Linked DNA regions of Homo sapiens: region 2 is linked to region 1. A link is a loop called in an ENCODE intact Hi-C map of the cell type or tissue named here. Cell type or tissue: Caco-2. All regions are shown on one strand. Links, peaks and the distances in the headings refer to the core of each region. The heading gives the core; the rest is flanking DNA. Region 1 overlaps SMYD3 (SET and MYND domain containing 3). Region 2 overlaps SCCPDH (saccharopine dehydrogenase (putative)).

Region 1 (9,849 bases), core at 937-8,936:
ATATAGAGGTGGATTCCTCCAGCCCTTTTCCTTCCTAGTGTTCCCACACTGCCACCTCGTGGGTCAGCACTGCAAGGAGCCGGTTTGAACTGGAAGGGATTTCTAACTGGCCCTGTAAATTCACAAGGCAGGTACATGGTAAAGCCTCAATTCAAGGGTTTAATCCTTATGTTTTCCTCTGTTTAATTACAGTGGAAGACAGCCTTAAGGTACATTGTTTCTTTTGTGGGTGATAAGAATTTTCTAAAGTTGATTATGGTGATATTAGTATGTACTTAATGCCACCGAAGGGTACACTTAAATAAATAAAAGGGTAAAGTTAATGTTACTTTATATCACTTTAAATAGGCAAATGGTATGGTATATGAGTTATATCTCAATAAAGCTGTTACAAAAAAAGGAGGAGGTGGCCAGGCACATTGGTCTGTAGTCCTAGCTACTGGGGGGGAGGAGAGGGGGGCTGAGGTAGGAGGATCACTTGAGGCCAGGAGTTTGAGGCCAGCCTGGACAACATAGTGAGACCTTGTCTCTCTGAAAAAATAAATAAATAAAAAGAAAGAGGAGTAGGAGGAGGCAGCTGTAGCAAATACATAAATGGTTTCTAAAACTGCAGAAAACTTAAAAAGGATGTCAGAAATCACTCAATACCTTCATTTCAAAAAGGCAAAACTGAGACTCAGATTAACTTACTTACCCTACTTACCCAGGCAGTAAAAACTAGGCCAAAAAGGGGCACTATTAACCCATTTATGGAGGTCTTCTATGGTCTCCCAATCCTGAGAAGCTTTTTCTCTTAAGCTTGATCCTCAGCAATGCTATCTTTTGCTGCCTAACTTACTACTGGGAGATCACACTCACACCAATGACTTCACAGAGCAGTAGTATCACCACTATTCCAATAGTTCAAAACCCAGCACTCACCCTTCACCACAGAGCACTACTGTCACCACTATTCCAATAGTTCCAGCTCAAAACCCAGCACTCACCCTTCACCACAGAGCAGTACTGTCACCACTATTCCAATAGTTCCAGCTCAAAACCCAGCACTCACCCTTCACCACAGAGCAGTACTGTCACCACTATTCCAATAGTTCTAGCTCAAAACCCAGCACTCACCCTTCACTGCTTCCTTGCCCTTTAATCGGTCAACAACGTGGGTGAACTCCTCAACATGTTTGGTTCCAGGCCCTCTACCAGTCCCCTAGCTCAGGCCTTCATCACTTCACATCTAGAATAACGCACATTTTCTCCTAACTGGAATCCTCATCTCCAGTCTTTCCACTTCTCTCCCTCATCACAAAATTCACCCAAATCAGGACTCCTACACAAATCTTCCATGTGCACCTCATACTGCAGCCCAAAAATCTCTATGGGCTCCTCAAGAGTTGTACCTAGAAAATAAAGTTCAAAATCTCTTAACCTCAGCAAGGCCTTCTGTATCACAGACGCTATCCCAACTTATAATCTATCATCTATACAAACAGCACTTCGCTGCAGTCATAATGGTCTACTAAACAATGTATGCACATTTCCCAATTAGTTATTCCTCCATAGTTGTTATCTCTACCACTTATTTCACTGGTATCATGACTTTTTTTTTATTCCTTTCCCAAAGGTTCTCAACTCTGGCTATGCATTAGCATTACCTGTGAAGCTTTAAACAATTATGGGACCCTTAAGGATGTTGCTCAGACATCTGGATATTTTTAAATTCCACAGGTAAATGTGTAAAATACCAATGATTCATAGATTTTAAGTAAGTCTTTTTGTAAGATGCTTAAGTTTTCACCACTAAAACTGAGCATCCAATATTAGAGTCAAAAACTCAAAAATTAAACTGCCCAGAGAAACTGTTACCTACTACCCAAGGTTTCTTGATCATTGGTACAACATAAATCTTTCCAATTAACATCTACTTTCTAACAAGACGTAAACACAGCAGCTAAAAAATGCTAACAAGGATTAAATTTTTATATACTCAAATTCATTTGTGAGAAACATCTATCATAACCATGCCAATTAAAAATTCAACATAATTCCTGTTTGTCCTACCTATGACAATTATTTAAATGTAAACAGAACATGCTAATGTCAATGTCCAGTTTAAAACTGAACATGCAGAATTATTTATAGATATTATAAGCAGTTGGACTAATCCCAGCTGTGGCAATTTTACCTTAGCCCTTGGATATAAAGGCACAGAGAAGCAGGGAGTCAGTGAAGATGGAAAAGAAAGATAGGAGCTGTCAACCCAGACTGCTCTATAATAATCTGGGGAGTATTAAAAATGTCTATGCTCTGCCGGGCGCGGTGGCTCACGCCTGTAATCCCAGCACTTTGGGAGGCCAAGGCGGGTGGATCACGAGGTCAGGAGATCGAGACCATCCTGGCTAACACGGTGAAACCCCATCTCTACTAAAAATACAAAAAATTAGCCAGGCGTGGTGGCGGGCGCCTGTAGTCCCAGCTACTCGGGAGGCTGAGGCAGGAGAATGGCATGAACCCGGGAGGCGGAGCTTGCTGTGAGCCGAGATCATGCCACTGCACTCCAGCCTGGGTGACAGAGCAAGACTCCGTCTCAAAAAAAAAAAAAAAAAAAAAAAAGGTCTATGCTCCAGCCACACTCCAGACAAATTAAATGAGAATCTCTGAGGGCAGGACCCATGCACCAGCATTTCTTAAATCTCCCCGAGTGCTTTCAATGTGTAGCCAATGTCGAGAACCAACGAGTTACAAGGGAATTTCTCAAAGGAAATCTAAAGATGAGAGCTGTTCAAAGACAAACACAAAGAGGGAAAAAGTCCCAAGAACTAGTTAGTTACTTCAGAAGTAAGTTGCTTTCTCTTATCAGTTTATGAACAATTTTTACATATTACAAATATACACTTTTTGGCCATGCGAGTGACTCACACCTGTAATCCCAGCACTTTGGGAGGCCAAGGCAGGGGGATCACTTGAGCTCAGGAGATCAAGACCAGCCTGAGTAAATGGCAAAACCCCATCTCTACCAAAAATACCAAATAAAAAAAAAAAATTAGCCAGGGGTGGTGGCACGCATCTGTGGTCCCAGCTACTCAGAGGGCGGAGGTAGGCGGCTTAGGTGGCAGAATTGCTTGAACCTGGGAGGCGAAGGCTGCAGTGAGCTCAGATCATGCCACTGTACTCCAGCCTGGGTGACAGTGAGACTTCACCTCAAAAAATAATAATAATAATAATAATATTCCTTTTTATGTTGAAATATTTTCGTCAGTTTCTTGATTTTTTGTTGTTGTTGTTGTTATTGTTTTGATATGGAGTCTCACTCTGTCGCCAGGCTGGAGTGCAGTGGCATGATCTCAACTCCCCGTAACCTCTGCCTCCCGGGTTCAAGCGATTCTCCTGCCTCAGCCTCCCAAGTGGTTGGGATTACAGGCGCACACCACCACGCCCGGCTAATTTTGTATTTTTAGTAGAGATGGGATTTCACCATGTTGGCCAGGATGGTCTCTATCTCTTGACCTCGTGATCTGCCCGTCTCAGCCTCCCAAGGTGCTGGGATTACAGGCGTGAGCCACCACGCCTGGCCAGTTTCTTGATTTTTTTCATTATAAGATGGTTCATTAACATAAGGATGTTTTTAACTTTTATATATTCAAATCTGCCCAGTCTATCAATCTATCTTATCCCCTTGTGGTTGCTCTTATTTATTTTTGCTGCAAATGCTATAAGAACAACAAAAAGAGGACTTGCTTACATTATAATTCTCAACCCAAGTAATGAATTTTAAAAATCAGTATTGGCCAGATGCGGTAGCTCATGCCTGTAGTCCCAGCACTTTGGGAGGCCGATGCAGGTGAATTGCTTGAGCCCAGGAGTTCAAGACCAGGCTGGGCAACATGGTGAAACCCCATCTCTACAAAAAATATAAAAATTAGCCGGGCATGGTGGTGCATGCCTGTGGTCCCAGCTACTCAAGGCTGAGGTAGGAGGATGACTTCAGCCAGGAGGTTGAGGCTGCAGTGAGCCAGGAGCACACCACTGCACTCCAGCCTGGGTGACAGAGTGAGACTCTGTCTCAAACAAACAAACAAAAAGATCAATATTAGCCTACTGTTATAAATGCTTTTAAATGTTTAAAACTAAACATGAATAGGCCGTGTATAAAACAGTAAACTGGCAACAAGTAAACTTTAAAAAGGAAACATTCTTGATTGTACTATATTTAAACAACTAGTAATGGCTCTGTCCATTTTCACTTTTCAAATAGTAGAATGAGATATAAAACACAAGGTTATCCCACAAGTGGCCTTTATTTTTTCTATACTAACAAGTAATTATTATGTCAAAAACTAGGGGAAAAACTCATTTACACAGAATCTTCTTGTAGTAATAAACTGTAAGGAGATCAACAAGCACAATTTTCCCTCCAGATCATACCAACTCCAAGTAAAACTACTAGTTTCAAACATAGGTTTCGACTCTTATTGTGAAAAACATGGTCATCATCAATAAGCCACTATACCATGTAAATTTCATTAGTGAGTTTTATATAGATATTTATGACAAAATTTAACTTGTTTGCCCTTTTTTGGTCTAATTCAAAATAAGAGTTAATGGCAAATGTCAGAGGCTAAGAACAGTTTGGAAAGGGGGTTCATGAAGGAGACCACTCAGAGACAGTGTTTTAGTGGCTAAAAAATAAGTTGCCTTTCTGAAAAATATTTGTATGCTTTTTACTCCATTGTCCACCAGAGGGAGCATCACATCTGATTAAGAGATAATGGGGAACTCCCAGATAGAAATGGAAAATCATCTGAAACTTGATCTACGAGGTGCTACAGATGGTAGCATATACAGTTAAATGTAAAATCAAATCAGAGAACCCCCAAAAGAATCTCAAAGTGAGTGGGAGGACAGCCTCCTAGGGAGATCTCATCTCTAAAAAAAAATTTTCTTTTAATTAGCTGGGTATGATGTTGCACGCCTGTGGTCTCAGCTGCTCAGAAAATTCTGGAGGCTGAGGAGGGAGGATCACTTGAGCCCAGGAATTCAAGGCTGCAGTGACCTATGATCAAACCACTGCATTACAGCCTGGGTAACACAGGGAGACCCCAGTCTCTAGAGGAAAAAAAAAAAGAAAAGGAAAAAACAAGAAAAATGAGCAAAAGATAAATACAGACAAATCACAAAAAGATATAAATATGGCCTTTAAACACATGAAAAGATGTTTAACTTCACCCATAATGCAATTTAAATGCAAATTAAAACTATACTAAGATCCCACTTCTCACCCATAAGCTTAGCAAAAATTCAAAAGTTCAGGCTGCAAAGCTAAGGGAAACAAGTACTCACATACATCATTAGTGGGAATGCAAAATGGTACAACCCCACATAGGTATTTACACCTTGACCCAGAAATCCCATTTTGAGGAATCTACCCTGAAGATACACCAGCAACAATATAAAAATACACACATGCAAGGTTATTCATTAGAGCAATATGCACAATTGCAAAATACTGGAAATTGCCTAAATATCCACACATAGGAAATTAGAAAGTACAGTGGATACATAAAATTGAGCATTATGGAGCTATAACGAATAAGGAAGATCTCCATGAACTGATAGTAGAGTGATTTCCAGTAGACACAAAGATAATGAAGCAAGTGCAAAACTAAGAATGGAAAATAAGAACACACATATAGGCCGGGCACAGTGGCTCACGCCTGTAATCCCAGCACTTTGGGAGGCCGAGGCGGGTGGATCACGAGGTCAGGAGATCGAGACCATCCTGGCTAATGGTGAAACCCTGTCTCTACTAAAAATACAAAAAATTAGCCAGGCGTGATGGCGGGTGCCTGTAGTCCCAGCTACTCGGGAGGCTGAGGCAGGAGAATAGTGTGAACCTGGGAGACGGAGCTGGCAGTGAGCCGAGATCGCACCACTGCACTTTAGCCTGGGCAACAGAGCAAGACTCCGTCTCAAAAAAAAAAAAAAAAAAGAACACACATATATACTTGCTTATCTTAAAAAGAAAAAATATAAGATGAACCAGACGCTACGGTCTGAATGCTTATACCCCCCAGGCTGGAGTCCAGTGGCACGATCATGGCTCACTGCAGCCTTGACCTCCTAGGCTCAAGTGATCCTCCCACCTCAGCCTCCCAAGTAACTGTGATTACAAGGGTGCACACCATCCCACCCAGATAATTTTTTGTTTTTTTTTTTAACAAGATGAAGTTTCCCTATGTTGCCCAAGGTGGTTGTGAGCTCCTGGCCTCAAATGATCCTCCCACCTCGTCCTAACAAAGCACTGGGATTACAGGTGTAAGCCACCACTTGATTAAGCCAGACTTTAGAGAGACATGAAAAAAATGTAAAGCAATGCAATTCTCATTAAATTTTCGTTGTTTTAAAAAATACACACGGGCCTATAGTCCCAGCTATTCGGGGGACTGAGGCAGGACAATCGCTTGAACCCAGGAGGCAGAGGTTGCAGTGAGCCGAGATTGTACCACTGCACTCCAGCCTGGGCAACAAAGCGAGACTCTATCTCAAAAAAAGAAAATATAGTTTGATTCCTTAAAAAATTGTTACAACATAATAAATTTACATATATGTAACAATTTTTTAAGTAACCAAACCATCAAATATACACACACACACACACACACACACATATATATATTTTTGTTATTGTTGTTTTGTTGTTGTTGGGTATTTTTTGGAGGCAGGGTCTCACTGTGTCACCCAGGCTGGAGTGCAGTGGCGCAGTCTCAGCTCACTGCAGCCTCCACCTCCCAGGTGCAAGCGATTCTCCTGCCTCAGCCTCCAAAGTAGCTTGATTACAGGCATGCACCACCACATCTGGCTAATTTTTGTATTTTTAGTAGAGACGGGGTTTCGCTACGTTGGCCAGGCTGGTCTCAAACTCCTGGGCTCATGTGATCTGCCCACCTCGGCCTCCCAAAGTGCTGGAATTACAGGTGTGAGCCACCACGCCCTGCCTTAAATTTATGTTTAAATAGGTATTTTCAAAACTTAGTTTTAATTTTTATGCAATAAATATAAATAGATAAAACCCACATAAACAAAACATCATCAGCACTCTCAATAACGTTTTTTAAATCCCTATCAAATCCATTTTGATAATTTGTAAAAGGATAAAGGGGTCCTGAGACTAAAAGGTCTGAGAACCACTGGTCTATAACACCAGCTGCCTTAAATGCCAGAGTATGTTAAGAGCAGGGGCTGGGGCTGGGGACTGTATCGCTTCTGTTGCCTGATAATGCTGGATTCTGCACTACCATCACCACAGACACTGGGCCCTGCTGCTGCTGCTGCTCCTTGGGAAACTGGTTGTTGCTGGAGAGTGATTCTCTCAACCATTCTTCTTTGTGATACTGGCTTTTATTCAAAGTCCTCAGAGAGCATCTTAGATTGACCGAACTTAGGTCACTGCCCGCACCCTAGCTGCAAGGGAGGTTGAGAAGGTATTTAGCCTTTTTGGCTTTTTCGATAGAAGGCAGACTTGGTCTACATCCCACCAATAGTCTTCCAATGAGGAAATCGGCAAACATAAACAGTCAAAACCACAAGCATTAGCCCATTGCTCTAATTCTTTCTGGGAAGGTCAGAGGCAACCTTGTGGGGAATATCACAGCTCTATCAAAGATTCTCAGTGGATCTTAGAGATGGTGGTATTACACACAGGGAAGACAAATCCAAGTACAGGAAAAAAATTGATATTCCAACTGACTCCTCCATGACAAAAAGTTCTACCATAATAACCCGACACAAGGTGGCTGGCTGGTCCTGAAGATGTGTTGCCATTTGGGGAATCAGGACCAGTTACTACTGGCAGCAAACTGGGCACTCTGTACCAGCAGAAGCCACATGGCTATCATGAGGGGAAGTCTGTATTGTTGAGTTCCAGGCACCAGCCTCTATCCCCGTCCCCATGGTTGCTCTGTTCTTGAGCCTTTTGAGCAAGCACCAGGCTGTCTGAAGAACAACTTACTGCTATCCACAAAGCAGGTCATCCTGTCTGATTAAGAACGCCCTCTGCTGTGGCATTCACATGGACCAAATGTTTTCACCAGGGCTCAGCCATAAAGCCCTTTCCCAAACCTCGTTACAGAAGAAAAGGAAGCAGTAGAAGAAACAGGAATTATGACTCCCACTTAAAAAGAAAAATGTAGTCACATCCATAAAGTCCTTTCCCAAACCACATTATTATCAATTCTTCCACCTTATTTCAAATCCTAGACCCATTAGCCACTGCCCAGGAAGTTGCAAATCCTACTTCAAGCCATCGTTCAAGGTTCTGCTCTTTGAAATGATTTTGCTAGTTGCTTGACCTTCAGGGCCTCCAAGGAAGAGTCTGTAACACTGCAGCAATTCACTTACGCCTGGTGCTAACCATATTTTACAAAATCAGCCGTAAACCCAGTAACGTCTTTTTACATTATTTTCACAGAGGTAAGTGCTTCCTTGTCTCCACTAGCCTCTTCTACTCTACTGACCCTTAAACCTTGGGTTATTTTAGCCAATGTGAGAATTCTGCCTTTGCTGAAACTATTCATGCCAATGTCTAACATTCTTAGTAACTTCATTATTTAGATAATTCAACTAACCTCAGCCTTTGGGTTTCCTGACCAAAAATCTTTTCTTACTCCCTACCTTGGCCACATTCTGCCACACCCCGTACCTGTTGTATCAAGACACACACTACTTCTAAGCATGTACATATCAAGTCAACCCATTATCTGACCACTCACCATTTCTCTGACCACATGAGGACCTCTAATCCATTGATTCGGCCACATTTCACTGGCCATCACCTTCCTTACGACCTCATTCCCTACCTGAGAAACCATGATCCACAATTACACCCTCCCTTGCCTACAACTTCAACTTCCCGTCCCCTCTCTCCGTCCATCATGCTAACCTAGCAATCCTAGGTAAATCCAGTTCTCATAGCCAAGCAGCTGGCAATTGGGAGAGAAAGGAAACATGACCCAACTAACTGTTCCCACTTTAAATAAACAAACACAAGTTTTAAGTAGACCCTCAGCACTTTTCAACAATCCTACATTTCACGAGGCAATTTATGCTTCTCTCCTAGAAGACTATTTCCAATCTCTCCTAAGGCTGAGTCACTTAGCAACCACTTCCCTAGCGGTCCTTAAACTTTTCAATCACCACTGCTGTTGCCTTTTCTGGCACCTCTTCTTCTTACCCTCATATATGAAGATGTTCCCTTCCATCTCCACCCCAGGTTCAGTCCTTGGCCAAGAGACATTCCATCATCTCACCAAACACAGTGAGTTATTACCCTTTATTGCCTGGTCACATTTACTCACACTGCAACTCAAATGCAGCTGCCTTTTTTTTTTTCTTTTTTTTTGAGACAGGGTCTCACTCTGTCACCCAGGCTGGAGTGCAGTGGCGTGATCACCACTCACTGCAACCTCCACCTCCTGGGCTCAATTGATTCTCCCACCTCAGCCTTCTGAGTAGCTGGGACTACAGGCATGCACCCAGGTAATTATTTGTATTTTTAGTAGAGACAGGGTTTTGCCATGTCGCACAGGCTCATCTTGAACTTATGGGCTCAAGCGATCCACCTGCCTCGACCTCCCAAAGTGCTGGGACTACAGGCATGAGCCACCATGCCCAGCCTGCTTTATCTTCTATAACTCATCTAATCTGTCTCCTGAATATGCGCCATTTTTTCTATAATTAATCTAATATTCCTCATGAATATCTACTCTAATAAATATCCAGGAAATTTAAAACTTGTCAAACAATATCTCAATCTCTTCCAGTTAATACTCAGACTTTGTTTAACTCCTTACCCGGGCTGGT
Region 2 (9,849 bases), core at 1,150-9,149, 260 kb after region 1:
CTTTTGTTTAGCGTGCAAACAGAATATTTTATCCATTCCAGCCAAGCATTTGCATCCAGATACCCTGTTTCAATTGCTGTAGTTTGTTTTAAATCTTTAACCTCTACAGTAGCTACATAGGTTTTATCATTGGGTATATAATGAGAGAAAGTTTGGTTAGTGGAGAACTTAGACGAGGGAGAAGGGGGTGCAGGATGTGAGGAGGCAATGAAGTACATTTCAAAGGATCCTATGGGGTCCTTCCCTGAGACTTCTCCTACACCACAGAAATGGCCTAATGAAGGGGAAGAACTCTGGGGAGCAGCAGTCGTCATCTGTGCTGGATTACATTGGTTCAGCTGACCATGGGGAGGGGAAACTCCTTTAGTAAAATGAATGTATGGTTTTAAGAAGCTGCAAGTACTAGTTGGGGCCGTCCGTCCTTGCTCTTTGGTGTTTTATAGAGCATCGGACAAATTTCGGCAGAGAAGCTCTGCTCTAGGAGGACAAGATTCCCAGTTCATACTGGACTCTTTGTCAAAGTCCTCCCAAACTAACTTATCTCAGTTAACAGATTTCCAGTCTGAGGAGAGCTAGGAAGGATAAAGATACTTTTCTAAAGTGTAGATTTGCCTCTGGTTTGACAAATCTTCACAGGGCATCAGAAGGCAAGCGTCAAAAGTAATGGTTTGGGGTGAACTTGACCTAGTTACACTAGTAAAGAGAGGACTAGCAATAGAAGGGGAAAAGAAAGAGATGCAGTATAGGAGGTTCAAACCCATTTTCGCTTTAGCTTGGTTGGAGTTGGCCCTGGAATAGCTGTCCATGATTCTGGAGGGGGTGGTGCTCTTTGGACCCAGGTGTAATGAGTCCATCCTCTTTCTGCTGTTCGAACCGCGGTCTTGGTGCTTAGAAGCACTAGGTAGGGTCCTTCGAAAGCGGGTTCGAGTTTTCCTTCCCTTTAGCTTTTGACAAGGACACGGTCCTCATGCTAATGTTGGTGTACTGGAAACTCTAGCGGGGGGGTACCTGTGCTGAAAGACCTATAGTTCTGAGGGACGAGAAAGTGGAAGATAAACCAAACATACAATTTCTGAGGAACTGATCTTTTGTTTTGACTGTGGGAATGTCAGCAGTGGAGTGCAAACAGGGCAACCTATACAACACTTCGTAAGGGGATAAGCGAACATCTTTCCGAGGGGCAGTTCAGATTCTAGGCAGGGCAATGGGATGGCAGCTAGTCCATGGCACCCGAGTCTCTAGACTAATTTGGTTAGGTGGCTTTTTTAGAGTTTGGTTCATTCTTTCCACTCTTCCTGATGAAGGTGGGTGCCAGGGAGTATGATATTCCCATGTTATATCCAGTACCTGGGCTAATTTCTTAATGACATGTACAGTGAAATGAGTCCTATTATCTGAGTCAATGCTTTCTATTAATCTAAACCTGGGTATAATATTTTCAACTAATGCCTTGACTACATTACTAGCAGTTGTACTTGAAAAGGGAATAGTTTGTACCCAACGAGTAAGGTGATCTATTATTACTAATAAATACTTTAGACGACCAATTGGAGGCATCTCTGTGTAATGAATCTGGATACTTTGGAATGGCCTTAAGCCTGGACTCCTTCCCCCAAGGGGTAATCTTTTTATAGTTTGTTTATTGGTTTTCTTACATACTGAGCAACTGTCTGTAACCCGTTTGGCCGGGGTATAAATTCCTGTGCACCCATAAACTCTGAGGACTGCGTCACACATGGCGTGGGGCCCCCAGTGGGTCCCTTGACGCAGCTGGAACAACATTTCGCTCATAAGGGGTTTGGATAACATTTCTCTCTGGTCTGGCAGTATCCATTTTCCTTCAGAATTCTCTTTAGCAACTGTTTTTATTAATTTTTTAGACCAAAGAAACCCAAATGCCATTTTATATTTGACAATTAGCAGATCAGCTAAATGTCACCTTTCTATTAGTGTGCTATTAATGTTAAACTCAATTTTAATAAAACCTTTTAGACATATTTATCCAATTTTAATGTCTGACCATAAGTTTTTTATAGACTCTTTTTAACCCTTTATAATTTTTGTTAAAGAACAGGTTAGTACTTTAAGAAAAACCTGTTGTGCTTTTATTTTAATGTCCAGTTTACAGAAACTTTAACCAATATGTTTACACACAGAATTTCCTTTACAATTAACTTTTCAAACCTTGCTTAAACCTTCAAAACAATTTTTAACCTTTTAATGTAGGTAAAAATCCACATTCTTATGCCTCCTTATAATCCTTTTACCAAAAGTATATTTTACTTTCCTTACACACCTTGCACATAAACTGTTTCTTCAATAGTTTTACATTCAGGAGGCCTAATTACTTTTCAATTATATGACATTTCTTGCATAAATTCCCTTTTATAACATTTTTCACGACTTTCACAGACGACCTTTGACATGCCTTAACTTTCTGACTTGTCGTAAATATCCCTTTCTTTAAACAACCAGTTAATTTACTTTAGGACAAGAATTTACCATATAAGATTCTTTTTACATAAATTCTCCTTTTTTTTTTTTTTTGAGATGGAGTCTCGCTCTGTCGCCCAGGCTGGAGTGCAGTGGCGCAGTCTCAGCTCACTGCAAGCTCGCCTCCCGGGTTCATGCCATTCTCCTGCCTCAGCCTCCTGAGTAGCTGGGGCTACAGGCTCCCGCCACCACGCCCGGCTAATTTTTTTTTTTTTGTATTTTTTTAGTAGAGACGGGCTTTCACCGTGTTAGCCAGGATGGTCTCATCTCCTGACCTCATGCTTCACCCGCCTCGGCCTCCCAAAGTGCTGGGATTACAGGCCTGAGCCACCGCGCCCGGCTAATTCTCCTTTTTTTTTAATGTCAAAGATGATAACCATTCTTTTCCAAAGCACACTGCCTTCATGTCTGTGGACTAGACTGCCTGAGGCCACAAGATTAGAAGTTAGGATCATACATGTTAGACTTAACTTTTAGCAAACTTTACTTTTGTTGAAAACCTTGTAAGTTTGGGATTTTAATTATGTGCTAGGTGTAGAGCCTAGGACCTAGACAGAAGTGCAGATGAGGTCTGGCTTCTCCTAGCATTTAACTCCATGTGTCCTAGGTTTTCCCTAGCTGCAAAGCAGGCCAGTTGTACAGCTAAGAAACGGTAGTCTGTTTGGCTATCTGATTAATAGCTCTAAGTTCTTGCACTAACCAGTATGACCCATCTGGCTTCTTTACAGGCAGAATTTGAGTGTTATAGGGAGACATACAGGGTTTAAGCAGCCCGTCACAGAGAAGACCTTCAATTATCAATTGTAGGTTTTAAATTTACCCTCACTTTTAAAGGAATAGGGTATTGCTTTCTCTTTTCTACTTCCCCAGGGGTTTTTAATTTTTTTAATTTAACACGAATCGGAGGAATCTGTAACTTTCCTCGATTCCTGTCTTTTGACCATACCTTGGGATGAATGTGTTCTTTGTCTGCGGTGGGGAGCAAGTTTAGGGAGGGGAGGAATTTTCCCTAATCAATATAGAGGCGTAAGCCAAATTTTAGTACTAAATCTCTCTCTGATAAGTTTGTTCCTGCCTCTGGAATTAACAGAAATTTAATATGAACTGATTTGCTTTTATATATGACTTTTGTTCTTTTTCCCATTTGGGACATTGTCTTTTGAAGTGACCTATTTTTAATTCGAAACATTTGTTTTGTCCTCTTTCTCTCCCTTTGCCTCTTCGTCTGTGTCTCTGTCTCTCTCTCTCTCCGCCTCTCTGTCTCTTTCTCTCTCTTTGCCTCTCTGTCTCTTTCTCTCTCTCTCTTTTTCTTTGACTCTCTCTCTCTCTCTTTCTCTCTCCTTGACTCCTTCTGTTCCCTGTCAGTCTTTCTCCTCTAGGATTTTTTTTCTCTACCTTTGAGTCTCCTGGCTTTACTCTTTCATCCTCTTTATGTTGCCTGGAGAGTGGGGGTCTAGGTTCTTTACAGGTTCTGGCCCCCTGGGTACTTTGTTGTATGGTAGACAGCAGAATTTTTGCTTTCTGCTTTTTTCTTCATCTCTTCTTACATACACTTTTTGGGCTTCTCTTAGAAGCTCTTCTATAGGTTTATCTTTCCAGTTCTCTATCTTTTGTAATTTCTTATTAATATCTGGCCAACTGTTAGTGACAAAATGCAGTTTTAACATTCCCTGCCCAAGAGGATCCTCGAGACCTAGACCAGCATATTTTCTCATTTGTTCCTTTAATCTAAAAAATTTTATAGGTGCTTCATCTTTCCCTTGCTGTACATAAAATGTTTGGGTAAGATTCTGGGATACTGATTCTTTAATCCCCTTTATTATCAATTCCCTAAGGTCCTGCATATTTTCTTGAGGGGCTGCATTGTTATTGTCCCACCTGAGGTTTTGGGCGGGAAATTTTTGATCCGCTGTAGGAACGTTTTGGCCAGAAGGGTGTTCACGTTCCAAGACTCCCATAGCAGTTCGACGGATCGTGGCTCTTTCTTCCCCCGAGAAGAGAGGAAAGGGAAGTTCTGAAAATCCTTTTTACATTGCTCTATCTCACGCTGAAGTCCTTTTAGGGAAGAGGACTTAACGCTCGTAGTGAGTGGGCTCCTGGGACAGTTCCCAGGAGGCAGGGTTATAAGGAGGGGGACAATGGGGATAGGAGAAGGGTCTGGGACAGCAGCTGCTTTTTCTTGTTTTTGGTCCTTTCATTATCCTTCTAGTATTTTAACATGAGACCTAGGGGGCACTCAAGGGGAATATCCTTGTTATCTTTGTCCTTCTTGGTCCCTGTCTTGCTTGGGGTATTTCCCATATTGGGTCCTGGTTAGGCCCCATCTCTCATCTTAGAGATGTGTCTCCTATCCTTTAGCCCCACCTGCTGGAGGCTCCTCGCATTCACACACACTTTCAACCCCCGCAGAGTATCCCGACCACCGAGGAAACGCTTGGCTGCTCCTGTGGTGTTTCTTACCTTGGTCTGTGCACAGAGTTACCTGGTCGCTGCGGTGTGTGATGATCCCTTTCCCCAGGTCGCCAGCCAGTTTCTTTCTGCATTGCTGAGAGTCCGGGTTTATTTGTCACACCCGGTGGGTCTTGATTCCTTACCCCTGAGGCCACTGCAACAAGGCAGCGGGGCATGCCTCCTCATGGGAGAGGACCAGACCCTTCACCAAAGGAGAATGGGAATCCCGGGCGGGCCCCCAAATTTGTTAGAAGTAAATTTTCAGTGCCGCAAAAGAAATAGCACTTGAACATAAATTTTTTCAACTAGGCTGTAGCAGGATAAGCTGCAGACAAAACCCCTCAGACACCAAGTTAAAGAAGGAAGGGCTTTATTCGGCTGGGAGCTTCGGCAAGACTCACGTCTCCAGCAGTCGAGCTCCGCGAGTGAGCAATTCCTGTCCCTTTTAAGGGCTTACAACTCTAAGGGGGTCCGTGTGAGAGGGTCGTGATCCACTGAGCAGACATGTGTCCGTTTCACCTAGGTTATCTAATTTGTTGGCATACACTTTTCATAGTATTCCTTTATACTCCTTTTTATTTCTATAAGGTTGGTAATAATGTTCCCTCTTTTATTCCTGATTTTAGTAGTTTGGGTTTTCTTTCTCTTTTTTTTGGTCTGTCTAGCCAAAATGTGTCAGTTTTGTTGACCTCTTCAAAGAACCAACTTTTAGTTTTGTTGATTTTTTCTATTCTGTTTCATTTATTTCCACAATAGTTTTTATTGTTCCTGGATATGAAATTAATATAAAAATCAGCTGTATTTCTGTATGCCAGCTACAGTTAGAAGGTGATTATTTTTGTAAAAAACACCATTTATGATAGCATTAAATAAATCAAGTACCTAAGAGTAAGTAATAGAAAGTGTACAAGATTTCTTTGAAGAAAACTGTAAACCTTTATTGAGGGACCATAAAGAAGACATAAATTGAAGGATCCAGCGTATTCATGGATTAAAATATGAATCCATTTTGTAGTTAATTTTCTTCAAATTTGTTTATAATCTCATGCAATTCCCATCAAAATCACAAACAGGTTTTTTTGTTTGTTTTGTTTCGATGTGCATCTGGACAAGCTGTTTCTAAAATGTATGTGGAAACTCAAAGGGCTGAGAACAGGCAAGATATTCTTGAAAGAGAATAAGGCAGAAAGACACTCTTGGAGATCAAGACCTGTTATTAAGTCAGCATAAACCCTTGACATATGGTAAAGGGGCTTTTCCTATCATTTTTCTTTTCTTTTTACAAATCCACTTTTACTGGTATTTATTTACTTTTCATTAGTTCAAATCCTTGAGGAGTACAGCATCACAGAGCCGCCGTGACTAGTGGCCTAAGCAGGACGGCTGCTTTGGAATTAGGCACACATTGTGCCACTGTTTCCGTGGGCACACGTTACCTTTCTCCACCTTACTCTGGTTTTGTTTGGTTTGCTGCCAGGAGTCAGTATTATTCTTTGTACACATAAGCGCATTTCCTGCCCAAATCAAATCTCATTTTATGTCAGCCATAAATACCTTCAGTTTTAAGAAGAGCTGTGTCCTCCCTTTGGTTCTGGAGATCCTGCTGACGGCAAAAACGGCCTTGGACCACAGCTTTCCAGGCATACTTGTCATTTAGAATTCCTCCTCCCAGCAGGCCTCCGGGCTTCAAGTTGGCAGGAACAGCAAGGGGGCTTTTCGGTAGATGCTGCTGGGACAATTGAGTATCTACTTGGAGAAAAAATGGAATTGGATTCATACTTTTGCACCCCGTACCAAAATCAAGTTTAGATGGATTGTGGATGCCCTCACGGTTGGGAATGGCTTTTACAAAAAGACAAAGAGGCATTAAATGTAATGAAAAAGTGATACGTTTGTGTACTTTTAAAATTGAGAATGTTTCCCAAAACACACGATTAAGAAAGTCAAAAGGCTAGCTGCAATGTAGGAGTTACTTACAACACGTGGTAAATCCTGACATCACAATTTTGAGCATAAGAAGCCAAACACTCAGTAATAAATCTTGCTTGATTGCATTTCTGTAGAGCTTAGAAACAGGCAAAACTAATTGTACTGTTTAGGGATGAATTCTTAGGTGATTAAACTCTAAAGAAAAGAATTTTTCTTGATTACTGTAAAGGCAGGACGGAAGGAGGGCCTTCTTAGTTGCTGGTTACCTGTAGTTCTTGACCTGGATGTTTACATGTACGTTGGCTTCATAACATACATGAATATACAATTTAATAAAATTGTATTAGGTACGTCTCTATATTTTTCTGTGAAACGCAAATAGTTTTTTAAATTGAATGTAATTTTTTCCTTTTCAATGGCTTAGTTGTATAAGAAAATATGTTTAGATTTTTAAAAAGCTGTTTTCTCCTGGTGTTTGGAATCTTTACATTTGTAGAGATTCACATAGGCCCTTTTGGCTAGGCTCAGATTGAGTAGATAACAAATCAAACCTTTAAGACTTTAGTTCTGTTGTAGTTTTAATAAAACAGAAGAAATAAATCTGTACCAGAATGAAAGTTAGATTTGGTATCTCTGCTTTTCAGTATCATCAAAGCTGAGATAGGAAAACCTGAATCTTTGGATGGTTTTATTGTTTCTCTTATTTTGTTTATTAACAATGAAAGGTACCTTCATATCTGCCTCCCACATATCCCTCTTTGAAAATCTTGTGACAGAATTAGTTTTGAATCTTTCTGAATTACTCTGTTGACCTAAACAATGTAAACAACATAGAAGGAAGGACATAATACAATTATGTACAATCAATATAATAAATGAAGTTTATTCCTGTAATAGAGAATTAAAAGGCCCACCTAGAGGTTGGGAAAGAAAGGTCAGTGCTAGGCCGGGCGCGGTGGCTCATGCCTGCAATCCCAGCACTTTGGGAGGCCAAGGCGGGCGGCTTGCCTGAGGTCAGAAGTTCGAGACCAGCCTGGCCAACATGGTGAAACCCCGTCTTTACTAAAAATACAAAAATTAGCCAGGCATGGTGGTGGGCACCTGTAATCCCAGCTACTCGGGAGGTTGAGACAGGAGAATTGCTTGAACCTAGGAGGCAGAGGTTGCAGTGAGCTGAGATCGTGCCATTGCACTCCCGTCTGGGTGACAAGAGCAAGACTCTGTCTCAAAAAAAAAAAAAAAAAAAAAGGGCCAGCGCTGTGATAGTAAATTCAGAGGTCGTGTCCTCTCCTGGGGTCTCAGCCACTCGTTTCTCGGTGGCGCTAGAGGTAAGGGTTGGGGAAGCTGTAAAGAGTATTGGTAGAATGGAAGGCACTGACAGCCCAAAGTCTCATGAAAGGATGAAAAATCAGTGAATAAATGAGAGTCTGAGTAAGATCAGGCAAATACTAAGGACTCTGTACTGGCTGTGATACCAAAAAGAAATCAAGGGATTGAGGAAAGCAATTAAAATACAAATCATTATTAGTGAACTTTAAATGTTTTAAACAATTATTTTACTAAGACTTCAGTAGGAAGACAGATCTATAACTTGGGGCTAGAGTAAGAGGTGTTGGAGGTAGACGGGGAACCAGGTGTAACAGGATGGAGAGATGGACAGTACACAGTGTATGTATGCATAAATGTGCACACGGACATATCCAGAAATGTTGAGGAATTTGTGTAGGATCGAGAGAGGATTAGGGTGGCTATTCCTGCAGATCATATGGGGCAGAAAAAAAAGGATTAGAGTGGCTGATCTTGAAGGAATATGGTCAATTAGTTGAGTAAAATTGATGAAGTAAAACTAAATAACTTATTACAGAATATAAAGAATGATAGGAGGGGAGAAGAAAGGGCTTCTCGGTGTAAATATTGGGTATGATCAAGCTAATGAATGTGACTGCTCCCTAGCTGGTCATGAAAATTCTCCTCAAGATTATTAAATCAGGGATTATGTCTTGTCCAAATATAAGTGAAATATTGTTTGTAACAATGATAAGTTACTTGGCTTTACATTTTAGTAACTACCCTTTCATGTTTCTTTAACTCTTGAAATATTTTATTAGGGGTTGAGCATTCATGATGGTACCTGGAAGTCAGCAATTTATGGTTTTGGAGATCAGAGTAATTTGAGAAAACTAAGAAATGTATCAAATCTGAAACCTGTCCCGCTCATTGGTCCAAAATTGAAGAGAAGGTAAATTAACTTAAAATCCATTTTTTATATATCTAGTCTAAGTATATTGTTGTTGGGTTGGCTATTAATAAAGTATGTTACTAAGAAAAGCTTGGAGACTAATTTGTAGTAAGTTCAGAATTGTTTTCACAGATAAATAAGATATAATTAATCCATTACCATATGCTTGAGATAAATAAGATATAATTAATCCATTACCATAAGCTTAAGATAAATAAGACATAATTAATCCATTACCATAAGCTTAAGTACTTCGTGTGTAATAAAACATGTGAATCCTAGGAAATAAGTGAATCTTATGATGACTTTTCACTATCAATATAGAAATTAACTGTCAACTAAATTTTATGTGAGAACTTTTTTTCTTTTTTAAAAATTTATTTTAGTTTAGTTTTATACTGCAGGACATATGTGAGAAGTTTAGAGGTAAGAATTTAGGGTTGGGCTGTTGAAAGGAGCGTTCTGGTTTTTTTTTTCTTTTGAGACAGAGTCTCTCTTTGTTGCCCAAGTTGGTCTCAAAGTCCTGGCCTTAAGTGATCCTCCTGCCTCGGCCTCCCAAAGTGCTGGGATTACAGGCATGAGCCACCATGCCCTGCCACTGATTTGCTTATTCAGACATTTACCAGCCAAAGTTGTAATTGCAGGAAATGCAAAATATTCATAGGTCTGTCTTGCAGGTGGCCAATTTCTTATTGTCGGGAACTCAAAGGTTATTCCATTCCTTTTATGGGATCTGA

The links. Hi-C counts contacts between places; a loop is a spot of excess contacts. Peaks named below come from ENCODE experiments on the same cell type or tissue, not always from the same donor. Only the 100,000 strongest peaks of a DNase experiment are listed, where the experiment ranks them.
Region 2: a loop joins it to region 1, with 23 times the contacts of the local background. A loop is called at or near these places in 62 of 110 quality-filtered maps.

What each region holds. Positions count from the first base shown.
Region 1 is chr1:246,492,769-246,502,617 of GRCh38, forward strand. The region is part of intron 1 of SMYD3 (SET and MYND domain containing 3); the gene reads right to left. Among named protein-coding and RNA genes, the nearest start is that of SMYD3, 9.6 kb to the right of the region's middle. In Caco-2, for the core only: CTCF peaks have their summits at 4,716 (motif pointing right) and 4,917; no DNase peak of the experiment used is centred there.
Region 2 is chr1:246,749,245-246,759,093 of GRCh38, forward strand. It overlaps SCCPDH (saccharopine dehydrogenase (putative)), which reads left to right. Exons shown (of 12, transcript NM_016002.3): 6 at 8,982-9,112; 7 at 9,790-9,849. It also overlaps the pseudogene RPL35AP6. Among named protein-coding and RNA genes, the nearest start is that of SCCPDH, 30 kb to the left of the region's middle. RefSeq lists a silencer at 4,778-4,928. In Caco-2, for the core only: a CTCF peak has its summit at 4,841 (motif pointing left); DNase peaks (open chromatin) are centred at 1,717 and 4,857.